4 separate regions of the Homo sapiens genome follow, and regions 1, 3 and 4 are each linked to region 2. The links are chromatin contacts, found by Hi-C or POLR2A ChIA-PET in ENCODE. All regions are on one chromosome and are shown on one strand. Each heading gives the region's core, a stretch centred on a gene start or an enhancer-like site at or near the end of the contact. The rest is flanking DNA. Distances are from core to core; before and after follow the strand shown. Region 1 overlaps LHFPL2 (LHFPL tetraspan subfamily member 2). Region 2 overlaps ARSB (arylsulfatase B). Region 3 overlaps LHFPL2 (LHFPL tetraspan subfamily member 2). Region 4 overlaps LHFPL2 (LHFPL tetraspan subfamily member 2).

Region 1 (3,036 bases), core at 401-2,900, 380 kb before region 2:
ACACAGCTCTAGAATTTGCTGAGGGATGAATCACCTGTGCCCTTCATTTAGTGTTGTAGGTGGGTAACTTTGTCCTGTTAGAGTCTAGATTAATGTCTTGGTTAAAAAGTAAGCACTTGTTTTCTGAATATCAAAGCAAGAGTCTACTCTACTTCTTTGGGGATGTATTCAAACTCAGCCATGTGTTTTTGTGTGTGAATTTCTGTCACCCAGAACAAGAACCTTGAATCAAACCTAGACAGATTGTTACCCCATTGGTTCAGGACTCACCTTTCAAACCCATGCGGGGAAGCCTACGAAAATACTGGTAGCAGTGGATGCTTTCCTGCAGCTCACAACCTTCTCCCTGGGACCACTGTAAAGAGCTCATGCTTTTACTTTCCACCCATTTCTAATAAGCTCGTTAGTGAGAAATTCCCAGAAAATGGAAGAGTTCGCTTGCATTTTCTGATCTGAATGCACAGAACATTCTGTCAGGCTCTAGGAGACAGACAATTTAAACCAGAACATCACTAAACACAGAGCAGCTGATACTAATTCCTTCCCAGCCCGTGTCTTTCCCACCCAAGCTGAAATCATCTGGGGGCTGGAGCTGAGAGTGGATGCGGAAAGCAGGCTTGCTGCTTCTTAATGAGCGCCCCCGCTTACATTCCTCTTAGCATAAAGTGCTTGCTGCAGGTGGGACTCACGCTCTCCATAATTCCTCAGGGAGTTGCACTGAAGTGGAGAGCATGCTTTTAATTTAATGGGAAAAACAAAAAGCAGGAGTAGTTACTCAAACTAAAACCAACAGCTTAGACCCCGAGGAAATAAGCAATGAGGAGGACCACGTAAGACCAGAGAACAAGCCTGTCTTCCTGTGGGGTAAGACAGGGGAAAGAGACCCATGCGAGCAGCACACAAACGTCGCCTAGAACGGAAGGGGCAAAGGAAACCTGAATAGACAGAAAGTGGTCTTCTCCAAAACTAGCAGGAAGCGAATGCCCAGTACCAGAGTGCGCTGCACCGGCAGCTCTCCATCCCTCCATCCCACCGTGCCCGGGGTCCTGCCTTCTTACCTGCAATTCCTTGCAACAGCCCACAGACATTGAAGATGCTTTTCTTCATGATGCTCTGTACACACATGGTGAAGACGGACACCAAGGCCACCATGCAGAGAATAAAGATTCCCACAGCCAGGAAAATAGCTGTGGCCTGCCAGAAGCCGCTGGCGATCTCGCCGAAGCTCTCGGCGTAGGGCCCGCACAGCGTGTCCCGCTGGAAGTGCTGCACCCCTGGGTTCCGGATGCAGCGGGCGTAGATGCCCAGGGTGGGGTGGTAGGGCTCCGGGGAGCCCCCGCCCGGGCCCGCCGGCTCCACGCCGCCGCGGCTCCTCGCTTTCCCGATCAGCCAGTCTGCACTCATGAAGGCAATGAGCTCGGCAAAAGCCACCACAATACTCAGCAAGGTCCAGAGCATCGAGCGACAGGTGACAATGACATGACACATATTGATGTTCCGGGCGAAGAAAGAGTCAGGAGTCCACGGAGTTAATCAAAACAAGAAAGTCGGTGGGGAAGGAGGCTCGGGCGGCCCGGGAAGGAAGTCGCAGCTGCAGTCATTCACTCCCGCCGCCGGCCGCGTTCATGCTGGGGACAGCGCTCCCGGACCCAGAGCACCGCCTGCGGCCTCACCTAGGGGAGAGGGAGGGCGGTTAGCAGCGCCGCCAGGCCCCGCCCCGCCTTCCCGCCGCGCAGCGACACCGTCCAAGTCCGGCCCGTGCCCGCAGAACCCTGCCAGCAAGCCCCGGGCCTGGCTAGCATGCCAGGCGGTTGTTGCACTGGCTGCGTTTGTTTCAAGTTCTTCCTGACCTCACTGCACTTAGAACTCTATGTGGCAGTTAACCTTATCTCTAGGGAGCACCATGGAAGGAGGCGGCCAGTGCCAGGTCCTGCTCCCAACCCAGGGGGCACTGTCCTGGTTGCTGCTGCACTTTTAGGACAGGGCTCCCGCTCCCTCATCTTTTACTGGAAAAAGTCAAACAGCACAGGGATCCAGAGAGGAGGAGGCAAGACTGGCAATCAACTCTATTAGTGGATGTTTTGTTTTGTTTTTAAGTTTGCAAGACTTTTTGCCTGCTGTTTTGGTACTAGGTGAGCTAAGTTTTGAGAAACTTGGACCAAGCGCTTTTGCTTAACAGTAGAGAGTAGCAACACCCCGCTTTTATTTCCTCGAAATTAAATTACTAGCAGAGACATAAGTGTGTTTGCTTCATAGGTAAATAGGAAAGAATCACATGTAAAAGAATAAACAAAACATTGCTCCCATACCTATACTTTATCCATTTTTCACAGGGTGATTTTTAGACAAAATAATTTACACTAATTAAAACTCAGAGGGGAAAAAAAAAAAACCTTAAGAGTTCATGACTTACTTGGGGAAATTATTTTTAAAAGACATTAATGACCGTTAACTAAGCATCATTACAACTGAGTGGACTTGTTGACAACAGAACCTTGTCTATGAAGAATGCATCCCTTGAATTGTCCCAATTCATCCCATGTGCCTCTGCCTAAGCTTCGATTCACCCCAGGTCGGGAACTCAACATGCCCATTGTTTCTCATTTCACAGAGGCCTCATTCTGTCTCCACGGAGGAATGACTTCATTACCAGAAGACATTGCTCCAGTGGCTCAAGCCTTCTTCAGAGGAGTCTGGACCCTGAAATGGGGGCCAGCAGGGCTGGTTTGCAGCCCCATTTTCTGCCCCATTCCAAGGCCAGGAACAATCACATAGCTCACATCTGGGCACATGGCCCTGCTCTGAATGATTAGATCTCATTAACCGAGGTCAAATCAACTCCATGAGAACTGCAAAGAGCCCCCTGGCATGTTGGGAGTGGGGTGAGGCAGGGAGTTATCGAAGAGGAAGAGAAGCGGAGAAATAAGGAAGCCCAGTGTCAAAGCTTAAAATGCCCGTTTCTACACCCTGCACCAGCTGTCTGCCTGCTGGCTGACTTCCTAGTGAGCATGTGACTCTACCCATCCCTTGAAACAT
Region 2 (3,295 bases), core at 496-2,995:
TTTTGTGCTGCATCATAACATGGCAGAGAAGTGGAAGGAGAGGCAGGTGCAGGTAAAGAGGGACCAAAGAGCAGGAAGAGCCTCACTTTATAACAACCCACTCTCATGGCGACTAATCCATTCCCTTGAGATTGAGAACTCGATCCTGGGAGACAGCATTGATCTATTCATGAGGAACCCGCCCCCATGACCCAAACACTTCCTACTGGGCCCCACCTCCCAAGATGCAGTGGCAATTAGACTTCCACATGAGCTTTGGTGGAAACAAACCACATCCAAACCATAGCACTACTTCATGTATTATGATGGAAATGAAGTGACATTGCTTATGATCTTTTCTTGGCAGGGTACCTGACACAACCTAAGTGCTCAATACATGGTAGTAACTGCTGTTGTTCTTAAAATTTACAACAACCCAAATAGTTTAGTATTATAACCATTTTGTCACGTTTTTTAAAAGGAAGTTTGAAAAAGCCAAACAGTGAATAGATGGCAATGCTAGGATTCCAACAAGGTCTGTGTGACACCCCAGGCCTCTGCCCCTAGAGCACCACACTCCTGCTATCCCTAGTATAGAGTGGGCTCACACATGTAGGCCACATAAACTTTCACTTCCTGATGAAAACCACAAGTACGGTCAACCTCAGCAAAGTGTACACTCTTCCTATGAGTGTACATAGGAAGTTATTTCAAGGTAATGGTAATTCCTTTTAGAGAAGGCTTAGCTGCTGTTGGGGAAGAAATTCAAGGCTCTACTGCCAAGGAAACTTTTGGTGGCGCCCTTAACACACCAGTTCTCAGTTCTTTTCTGTGCTTCTCGAAAGGGAGTAGAGAAGAGTCTTGAGTTAGATCAGGTGAGGAAACAATTCTTCAACACATGGGTCGGTGACAGACAATCTCATCATTTGACATCACAGACTTACAAGAATCTTTCTTCAAACCTCCCCACATCACTTCTTGACAAAAACTCAAGGCCCAAACATTCACTCAGGCCAGTTGTTGAAATACACATTCCATTTCATATTGAAGCTGAGCAGACCCGTATATTCAAAACAACAAAAGGTCACCATCAGTAGAAAGAAGAAATTCCTCCATGTTCATGATACTGCACAGAGTAGCAATCACTCATAACCAATGTATCGAAACTTAGAAGAAGGTGCTATTCATGTGATACAAAAATACACTGGAAAGAAATACCTACACTCTTCCCGTGATATCAAGAAAGGCTGAGACAGAACGATTATTTCACTCTGTTGTCTGGATTGCTGTAAGTGATGCTGGCTCAATACTTTAGAAGAAGCCTGTTGTCTCTGTTTTAAATAGATACACTTCTCTGAGGTATTATGTAGTGTCCTTCAGTTGCACATATTTGTTAGTGCTCAACGGAAAGTATTGGATGAAGATGGTGGTGGAAATAAGAGTGGAGATGATGGGGACAAGGGTGGCTGGATCTGGAATCTGATTCTAGGAGCAGCTCTTCAGTTATGACTCAGATAGGAAAATTCTCCGGGTTGTACAGAGAATTTGGCCACTTTTGCTACTGTAGGAAAGGGAAGGTGTTTCCACATATCATTAGGGGAGGCCACGGATGTAGTAAGTGTGACTGTTTTTGCAATTAGTTCTCTGTGATGTTTTGCCATTAGCAATAAGCGATTCTATCAACAGTTATTCTTTTTAAGAGCACTCCAAAGAGAAAGCACTGTCAATGGACACATGTGCAACTTCTCCAAGGCTCTCCTGGCATAGCGCCAACTGCAGATGTGGCCTCAGCAGAAGGGCAGTTCAGCTTCGCCTGTCCTTGTACCCCCACAGATGGCACCTGGCCGATGGTTGCCACTTATCAGCAATGGGGCAGAATCCACTGAGTTAGGACATTAGTTGGTTAACTATATGAGAAATAGGGTGCGGTCCATAAGTTCTAGTTCAGTCTCCTGGGTATTTCAAAGAATTCAACATAAAACTGGTAGGAGTAGCAACAAGAATAAAATAAGCTCTTTTGCAACAAGGTGGAAAAGGGAGTTTCCTATATTGCTCACTGAAGTTTGACATAAATTAGAATTTAAAAAGACAATGGAACCATCAGCATTTCAAAGACGTTTCTTCTCATTTTCCCTTCTAGTTTTATTTTTCGGCAAAAGTTAATTTCTTTCTTGTTAAGAATTCATATTCAAGAGAAATTTTTGTTTCATTTCCTGACTGACATATGAAAAAAATTCCAAATCAAAATAAGATGACGCCAGCTCCTAAAAGAAGCAAAGAAACGTTTTTTCAGGGAGATGGTTTTGCAGCAATGTTTTGGCACAGGGAAAATCTAATTATAAGGCCTTTACTGTCTAGAAAAGAAATGTCAAAGTAAGACAAACATTATCATATACAGACCGTAAATCTCACTTTATTATTCACTATTGAACAAAAATAACTGTCAAAAAGTCATGGAAAAATATTGGTTTGCCAAAGATCTAAGCAAAAACATTAAGTATATGACAATGAAGCCTCATCCATATCCAGCTGATAAAAATCAAAATGAAACCATGACAACAGCATTAATTTTTAGAACTACTCCCCAAACAATTTAATGTGTGGCTTGGCCGTGGAGGGCTGCCCTGAAACATCATCTCTACCCCAACATCCCTGTGCATGCTTCAGCTGGGGCTTACCCTAGTCATCCTTCCCAACCTGACTCAAAGATCACAAAAGGAAAAGCAAGGAAGGCTCTAGCAGCCTCATACCAAGCCTGGACATCTCTTTGAACACGGCCCTGATGCAAGGGTGACTAACAGATGAGTAGGCAACATCGTTTCAAAAATGGAGAAGCCTCTTTGTCCCAGAAAAGTATCTGCTTGTTGATGGTTGATTCTTTGGATTTTTTTTTAAATTACTGAGAGGCAAACTGGAGTGCTAATATATGTCTTAGTACACATCTAAAGGATTCGGTAAATTCAATCTTCTCCTGCTAAAAGATTTTGGAGACATTATCTACCTAGATATTCAAATTACATTCTGATATTCTCAAATCTTATCTTTTTTTTTTTTTTTTTGAGACAAAGTCTCACTCCTCCAACCAGGATGGAGTGCAGTGGCAGGATCACAGCTCACTGCAGCCTCGATCTCCTGGGCTCAATCAATCCTCCCACTTCAGCCTCCCAAGTAGCTGGGACTACAAGTGTGTGCCACCACGCTTGGCTACTCTTTCCCTGTTGCACTACATTGAATCATTTCTGACAGAATGTGCATTTGATTCTGCCAAGTCTACCTTTAAAACAGCTTTCCAATCATCCCCCCTTCTGCAGCCCAT
Region 3 (3,385 bases), core at 176-2,675, 410 kb before region 2:
TCCAGTTGTCTTCCCTTTCATCCTTCCACATTTCCAGTCATTCATGTCCATCCTTTAGGGACAACAGATACTAGAAAAAAAATCAACAAAAAAAATTTTTACATATATTTTTGAAGTCTCCAGACCAAATGCTAACACCTGCCACCTAAAGGTGAGTACCTGCTGCCCATTCTTCAGCAGTGTAAATTTACTAAAGGGTCTTTGGCGTTTGTGTGTTTGGAGAAACTTTAGTCGAGGACAAATCCTTATTATTAGGTTAAATATGCTTCTTATGTGATTATAATAGTTGCTTACCCTGAATGAGAGATTATTTATACTAAGAAAACAATAAAAACTGTCAAAGCCTATCATTTATTTTCCCACTGTCACATACTTAATGAATTTCTTGTGTCTGTTTTCAGGATTGAGCTAAATCATGATTGATAAATTGAGACATATGGTGTCATCTTCAAAATTATGAAAAATCACTAGGTGTTTTCTCTGAAAGGGAGGAAGAAGCAGTGTTTTCATCAGTTGTGATGGTGAGGCCCTTTTGGAGTTTTATTTGGAAGTTATTCTAAGTGTTTACAATGTAGAGATATTGCCCAGGAGTTTGCATTGGCTGCCTTCCCACCTTGTGCATTCCAGGTAGAAGGAAACAACATAGCAGTTTGAGTGAGTTGCCTTTGGTGTCAAACATGTATCTGAGCTTTGGCTTTTCCGCTTATTAGCTTTCTAACCTGGGATACATTATTTAACCTCAGTTATTTAAGTGACAGTTATCTGTAAAACAATAGTAACAGTTTCTATCTCATAGGATTTTGATGAATAAATGAATTTTATGAAGTATTTAGCATAGTATCTGCCCATAGAAGTTGCACAATAACTAAGGACACTTACCATCTCTCAGGTGTATTGATGACTCCCAAATCTCTCTCTCTCCTTAGTATAGTCCTAGCTGCACACAGGACTTCTACATTGGCAGCCTAAGCTGAACCTCCTCACCTTCATTGTCCCTGCTTCTTCTGGAGTCTTCATCTTGGTGATCACATCACCTTCCACTCAGTGTCTACGCTAAATACCTGGCTGTCATCCTAGACTCTTTCCTCTCCTTCCTCTCCACTTCTGATCAGTCACCTGCCCATTCTTTTTCCCTAACATAGAATTCATCCCATTGACTGTCCTTTACCATCACTGCCTTAATTCAGGCTTTCGTCTCTTGTGAATAAAATCATAGTGGTTTCCCCTAAACATAGGCATTTGGACTGCCTACCTGTAGGTGTTCAATTTTTCAGGATGTTTGGCTAGAAAAAGCTAAAAAGCTGCTAATAGCAATGTGTTACTTGATTGACTTTTCTTTCCCATGTGGTTTTGGTTTCACTACTTCCTCTTTTTGTGTGCTTTTATCTGTGTCCTGTGTACCTTAGTAAAATTGGCAGTTCTTGTCTGCAAGACTTATCTTGCACAACTGTTCAGGGTAAGGAGAGGAAGTTGCAAGGAAGAAGATAGTAGTAGGGGGAGCAGTGGGATGGCTCTGCCAAATGACTCAGCTGCTAGTGAGGGCCTCTGAAATAAAGTTATTGGTTCTTACTGCTTTGAAGAGTAAAGTTTGCTTTGATACCCTACCCTTCATTGTTTGAGAGTTGAAAAAGATTGTTTGAAACTACTGAAATAATATCCACATAAAATATCCACGTTAGTAAGGACCGTTGTAAGTGGTTGTTTGGTTAAGCAAAAACTTTAAGGGGGTGTAGGTGTAATTTGAATGCAGCATGTTCCAGAAAGATCAGTGTGGAAAGTGGACCTAGTAGCAGAATTGCTAGATAACAACTAAGGATGGGAAGCGGGGGAAGCACATGGGAGGATTCCCCAGCTTCTGCTAAAATTCAACCAGGGTCCATTCTCTGTGTGGATTAACTTTTGGGGAATACAATAACAGCTGAAAAAGCAATGGAAATTTTCTAATTTTTCTTGGGTTATTCAAATCATGATTATTTGGAAAACTGTGTGTGGTTTTTTTAAACTGATATGGGTAACTTTGTCAGCTTTTATTAGAAACCAAAACATGAATCTAATTTCAACTGTCATAGGCCCTAGATCAGGGGAAGAAACTGCCTTTTTTTGGTATGAAATAATAAATGCTTCATGGGATACAGAGAGTTGAGAGTTGAGAAGGGCATTTAGTGTCATTCTTGAGTTTATAAATTAGAATTCCACCTCTTCTGGATGAGGGTTTATATGGCCAGGATTACCTTCAGGAAACATGGATGTGGAATGGCACCGTATCATTGGCTTTTATTTTTAGGGATGTTGTTGGAAGAGGAGGATGTGTCTTTCAGTTAACTTTTCCCCTTGTCATTGTTACATATTTATGTTTGAAAATCCCTTTTTAATACTTCGGAGCATTTTCATATTTCATAGCTTTACTTTAAAATATATGTTTACAATACTTGAGATGTTTTTTCCTATTTACAATTGTGTTGATGCTTCTTCAAGGAAGAAATACATACTTGACGTTAAAGAAAGATAGCCCAGGGTAGGGACATATATGTTACTAGTGAATGGGATAGTTTAAAATACCTGAATATCTTTTTTCCATTCATCAATATTACATGTAAGTTAGTGTTTAAAATAAATGTTGACTGATTGATAGGTATTTTCTTGATCAGATTATACACATCATATTGAAGCCAGTATACTCAGACTTGAAAGAATAAGAATGAATTGCAAAATCTGGTTTAATTAAGATCTGGGGAGGGGAGCACATAGTGAAAATACATATGCACAGGAACCAAATCAATGCTAGACAATGTATTAGTTTACAATATAATAGGATAACTACAAGTTTGAAGGCTCAAATTGAGTCCATCAGCTGTAAATACAATTTTATATTTGGCTCAAGTGGCTGTTGAATATCAAGTGGTGCCGAGTCCCTCCAGAGCACCTACTGACCCCCTCAGCCTTGGAAGGAGTTTCACCACAGTCTCAGAAGAAATCCCAGTCGTGCCTTTAACTCTTTTGGCCCTTGGGAGTCATTGCAACCCCAATACAAATGCCGGCCCAGGGATTTCCAGTGGCCACAAGTTATTGCACAGAGAGGTCTGTTCTAAGCCAGACTCTTACAGCTAAGGAGGTGTGAGATTAGCCCTTAAATACTGGTCTAGCATTAGCATGGTCTATAAAAGCATGTTAAGAAATAGCTCCTCAGTGATTATGTACCAGCTACTAGTTATCCTACTAAGAGAAAAGGCAACATGGCAGCTTCACATTTCACATGAAAGACTAGCATTAACTGGGCCTGGCGTGCGGGCTTAACTTTGACATAACACTAGCGATTATTTTAGACCCAGGAAAAAATGATTTCATACCAGTCTTTTCTTCACATAAGATTTGTGTAGCATTAAAA
Region 4 (3,118 bases), core at 208-2,707, 340 kb before region 2:
ATCTATAAAACCCTTTGCATTTCACCGCAGATCGGCAACCTGTTTGGGACCCCTCTCTCTGCAACAGAGACAGCCATTCTCTTTCTTCTGCCTTTTAAATTTCTCCTCCTAACCTCATTCCTTGTGTGTCCACGTCCTTGATTTCCTCAGTGAGACAACGAACTTCAGGTATCACCCCAGACAACGAGGCTGCTTCAGTGGGAATCTCCCTGGGGCTCTGTCCCTACAAGCAGGGGCACAGCATGCATCCACAGAGCTCTCTGGGCTCCAGGTGGGCCTCCACCTGGCCATTCTCCCTCACTGCCCCTCTGAGAGAGTGCGGCACAGTAGGAGAGCCAAGCCCTCAGCCTTGTCCCTGAGAGAATCCTCAGACCCCAGGCCTGGCCTTCTGGCTGCAGGGATGAGGTCAGGAGCCAGCAAAGCCCAGGGCAGCCCCACTAGGGCTGCAGGTCCCAGAAATCCCCAGGATACAGGGGACCAAGGTGAGGCTGAAGAGCGACCCTTTCCTCAGCAAGTCAAGTCACCTTCAGGAACACACAGCTGGAGGACTAAGGGAGACAGGTGAGATGTGTGTATAGTGACAAGGACAAAATAGGAAGATTAGAGCAAGACATCATGCCATTGCTGCACGTGAACTAAAGGCAGAGAAGATGACTTGGGACGGGAGGTGGAGGGGAGAGTCTGACTTTGCCTTTGATTGTCTCTTGCAATTCCAGGTGGAGATAGCAGAGACTCAGAATGGTGGAAGTCAATCTACCTCCAGTGGCAGATATGCCCAGGTGAGAGGGGCAGGCTGGCAAGCACTCTTCCCTGGCTCTAGTGAAGGGCACTGAGGGAGTGCTGAGGACAATCACTGACCACCCACCAGTGCCAGGACAGCAATGGCTTGACCTGCCCATTCAGAGTCCCTTGTTATGGCAGCTTCCCACGTGGCTGTCTTCCAGATATAGTTTGTCCTCTTACTTGAAGCCCCCAACCTGTGAGAACTTCAACACCCCAGCTGCTGTAGACAGTAAACTCCAAGAGGGGATCATGTGTCTCTCCCACAGGCAACACTGCATCCTTGCACAGGCATCTGGCACACAGAGCAGGTCTGCAATAAATATCTATTGCACGACACCTCAGAGGGTAAAGCAGAGCTCAGGTCTTTGGTTTTGCATCATTACAGGTAGCACATTTTGAACACAATATACAAAAGCAAATCGGCTTCAGCACTCCTGAATTGACATAGTAGGGGACAGGGGTAGACATAAAAAAAAATCTCTAAATGAAAACTAATAGTGGCTTTCTTATAGGGCTACCATTTTTACAGTAAAACTTTAGCTGGGAAAACCTCTGTTGTGATTTTTGTTAATAGGATGTATATGTAGCAGTTGTCTGAATCTTCAAGTAGCTGATCTGTGCGGATGCAGTGACGGAGCCACAGCTTGCTGACCGCAGCAGTTTTAAAGTGACTCATCAGCAAGGTCAGGCCACCTTGGTGGGAAACTGGGGCCAAAGGCAGAAAAGTGTGCCAGGAAGTCCCAGGCCATCTTCTTACACACACACACACACACGTATACACACACACACCCCAAAACAGAAAAAAAAATCCAGCTGAAATGAACGTTCCAGCCTGCATTTAACTCCATTTTAGTCTGCTTTTCAGTAACCAGGACAGCGACAAGCTTTTCTTTCTTGTCTTTTCTTTTTTTAAAAGAAAAAATTCCCTAACCAAAATATGGAATTCATCTGCATTGTAATCCCAAGTGGAGAGTGCACGCATTTCCTCTGGATCGTGCATCACTCACTCCCACTCTCTCTCATTTCTCATGGACAATGAATGGAAACACTCCCTTGTAGGAATTTCAACCGCCACTTTGAGACAGATGTTTTGGAAACCACTGACAAGCTGCTTGTCACTGTGAGGCGGATCATACACTTTCACAGCCATTTGGTCCAAAACCACGCAGAGAGCGCTTCTTCACGTCCAGCTCCAATACGATCTGCAGGGTATTAGATGGCTGATACTTAGCCACTTCTTCATGTCCCCCTTACCCAACACATTCCCCATCAGGAGGCAACACCGAAGGCTCTATCTCAGCAAAGTCACCATTGTCTGCTATAGAATCAAGAGTAGGATTTCTCTGTGAAGATCCAGCATGGTCCAAGCCTTCAATGAAAACACTACTTTCAGGAAGAGAGTTAGGCACTTGGGAAAGAAAATGAACATTTTTAAGCCACCAAGGTACTGTTCATAAATGTCTGCTAGGCAAATGGGGACCTCATGGCTTGAAAGAGTTATTATTCAATACTTCCCAAGCACCCACATAAGTTCATGTTTCTCCCTGAGGGCCTCACTTGCTCCATGAGACGAACTCACTACAGCGTTCATCTTGTTTAAAAAGACTTGGTGTGATGCGTGGAGGCCGATCATTCGAGCCACCTGGATGTGCTGTGAAATAGTTTCTCAAGCAGTCCCAGCTTTTCCAAATGCACCTATCAAAACAAACCTAAGTGCCTGTTAAATTCACTCTTTAGGAGACCTACTTTGTTCCAACAGAGTCAACTGACCGAAGATAACTTTCTGCAGAATCTAAGACACTCGCCTGAACAATCTTATTGGCCAGAATAAAGAATAAGACACTGGTTCATATACATTTGGAAGGGTATGAAGTCAGTCAAGGGCAGACCCTCAAAAAGACTCATCCTTACTTCTCAGTCTTTAGCTAAGGCCATGATACAGAGGCTGAAATGAAGAAACTAAGATACAATCTGAGAAAAATACCCAAACTTTAAAACTTAAAACCTGTGCAAAAGTTGCTCTCCTATACCTTGGTCATGTTACTTACTGAGTTCTAATTTCTACGGTACCACTAAAAACTCTGGAGTGACCGTCTGTGAGCCATTAAACCCAAGCACAAACGCACACTTTCAGGGCTGTACATGTCTGCGTAGTTTTTGCACACATTGTTAAGATTATACTGCTGGCTTATTTTCTCTATATTCTCTTTTCTACGATAAAGATCATTTACATGCAACATTAAATTTCAACTTTATATGGGGCAATTTTTGAGTGGATTGATCATAAAGCCGCATCTCTGGCAGGAAAGACACTTTTCAAAGTAGCCGTTCTGAG

The links. A loop is a pair of places that touch in the nucleus more often than their neighbours do. ChIA-PET counts read pairs that join two places held with the same protein, here RNA polymerase II (POLR2A). Pooled maps may share reads with other maps.
Region 1: a loop to region 2 is called in a pooled map, with 2.5 times the contacts of the local background. The contact joins two enhancer-like sites. A Hi-C loop is called at or near these places in 2 of 50 pooled maps. POLR2A ChIA-PET finds 5 or more read pairs at or near these places in 2 of 52 experiments (Panc1 and activated CD8-positive, alpha-beta memory T cell).
Region 3: a pooled map shows a loop between it and region 2 (5-fold over the local background). The contact joins two enhancer-like sites. A Hi-C loop is called at or near these places in 7 of 168 maps with a recorded cell type or tissue (A673, Calu3, GM12878 and 4 more), 13 of 37 single-sample maps with no recorded cell type and 8 of 50 pooled maps.
Region 4: a loop to region 2 is called in a map of left cardiac atrium, with 2.6 times the contacts of the local background. The contact joins two enhancer-like sites. A Hi-C loop is called at or near these places in 22 of 168 maps with a recorded cell type or tissue (A673, B cell, Caco-2 and 17 more), 36 of 37 single-sample maps with no recorded cell type and 30 of 50 pooled maps.

The regions. Positions count from the first base shown.
Region 1 is chr5:78,508,726-78,511,761 of GRCh38, forward strand. It overlaps LHFPL2 (LHFPL tetraspan subfamily member 2), which reads right to left. Exons shown (of 5, transcript NM_005779.3): 4 at 1,059-1,673. The coding sequence starts at 1,488. Among named protein-coding and RNA genes, the nearest start is that of LHFPL2, 140 kb to the right of the region's middle. RefSeq lists silencers at 1,257-1,346, 1,627-1,676 and an enhancer at 1,393-2,014. Within about 2 kb of position 1,651, at least 23 of the 41 ENCODE cell types and tissues checked have a DNase peak (open chromatin) inside an H3K27ac peak, as active enhancers do.
Region 2 is chr5:78,887,231-78,890,525 of GRCh38, forward strand. The region is part of intron 4 of ARSB (arylsulfatase B); the gene reads right to left. Among named protein-coding and RNA genes, the nearest start is that of ARSB, 96 kb to the right of the region's middle. RefSeq lists an enhancer at 331-380. Within about 2 kb of position 1,746, at least 6 of the 41 ENCODE cell types and tissues checked have a DNase peak (open chromatin) inside an H3K27ac peak, as active enhancers do.
Region 3 is chr5:78,482,531-78,485,915 of GRCh38, forward strand. LHFPL2 (LHFPL tetraspan subfamily member 2) reads right to left here. Exons shown (of 5, transcript NM_005779.3): 5 at 2,700-3,385. Among named protein-coding and RNA genes, the nearest start is that of SCAMP1, 120 kb to the left of the region's middle. Within about 2 kb of position 1,426, at least 3 of the 41 ENCODE cell types and tissues checked have a DNase peak (open chromatin) inside an H3K27ac peak, as active enhancers do.
Region 4 is chr5:78,543,215-78,546,332 of GRCh38, forward strand. The region is part of intron 3 of LHFPL2 (LHFPL tetraspan subfamily member 2); the gene reads right to left. Among named protein-coding and RNA genes, the nearest start is that of LHFPL2, 100 kb to the right of the region's middle. RefSeq lists enhancers at 1-251, 252-1,069. Within about 2 kb of position 1,458, at least 2 of the 41 ENCODE cell types and tissues checked have a DNase peak (open chromatin) inside an H3K27ac peak, as active enhancers do.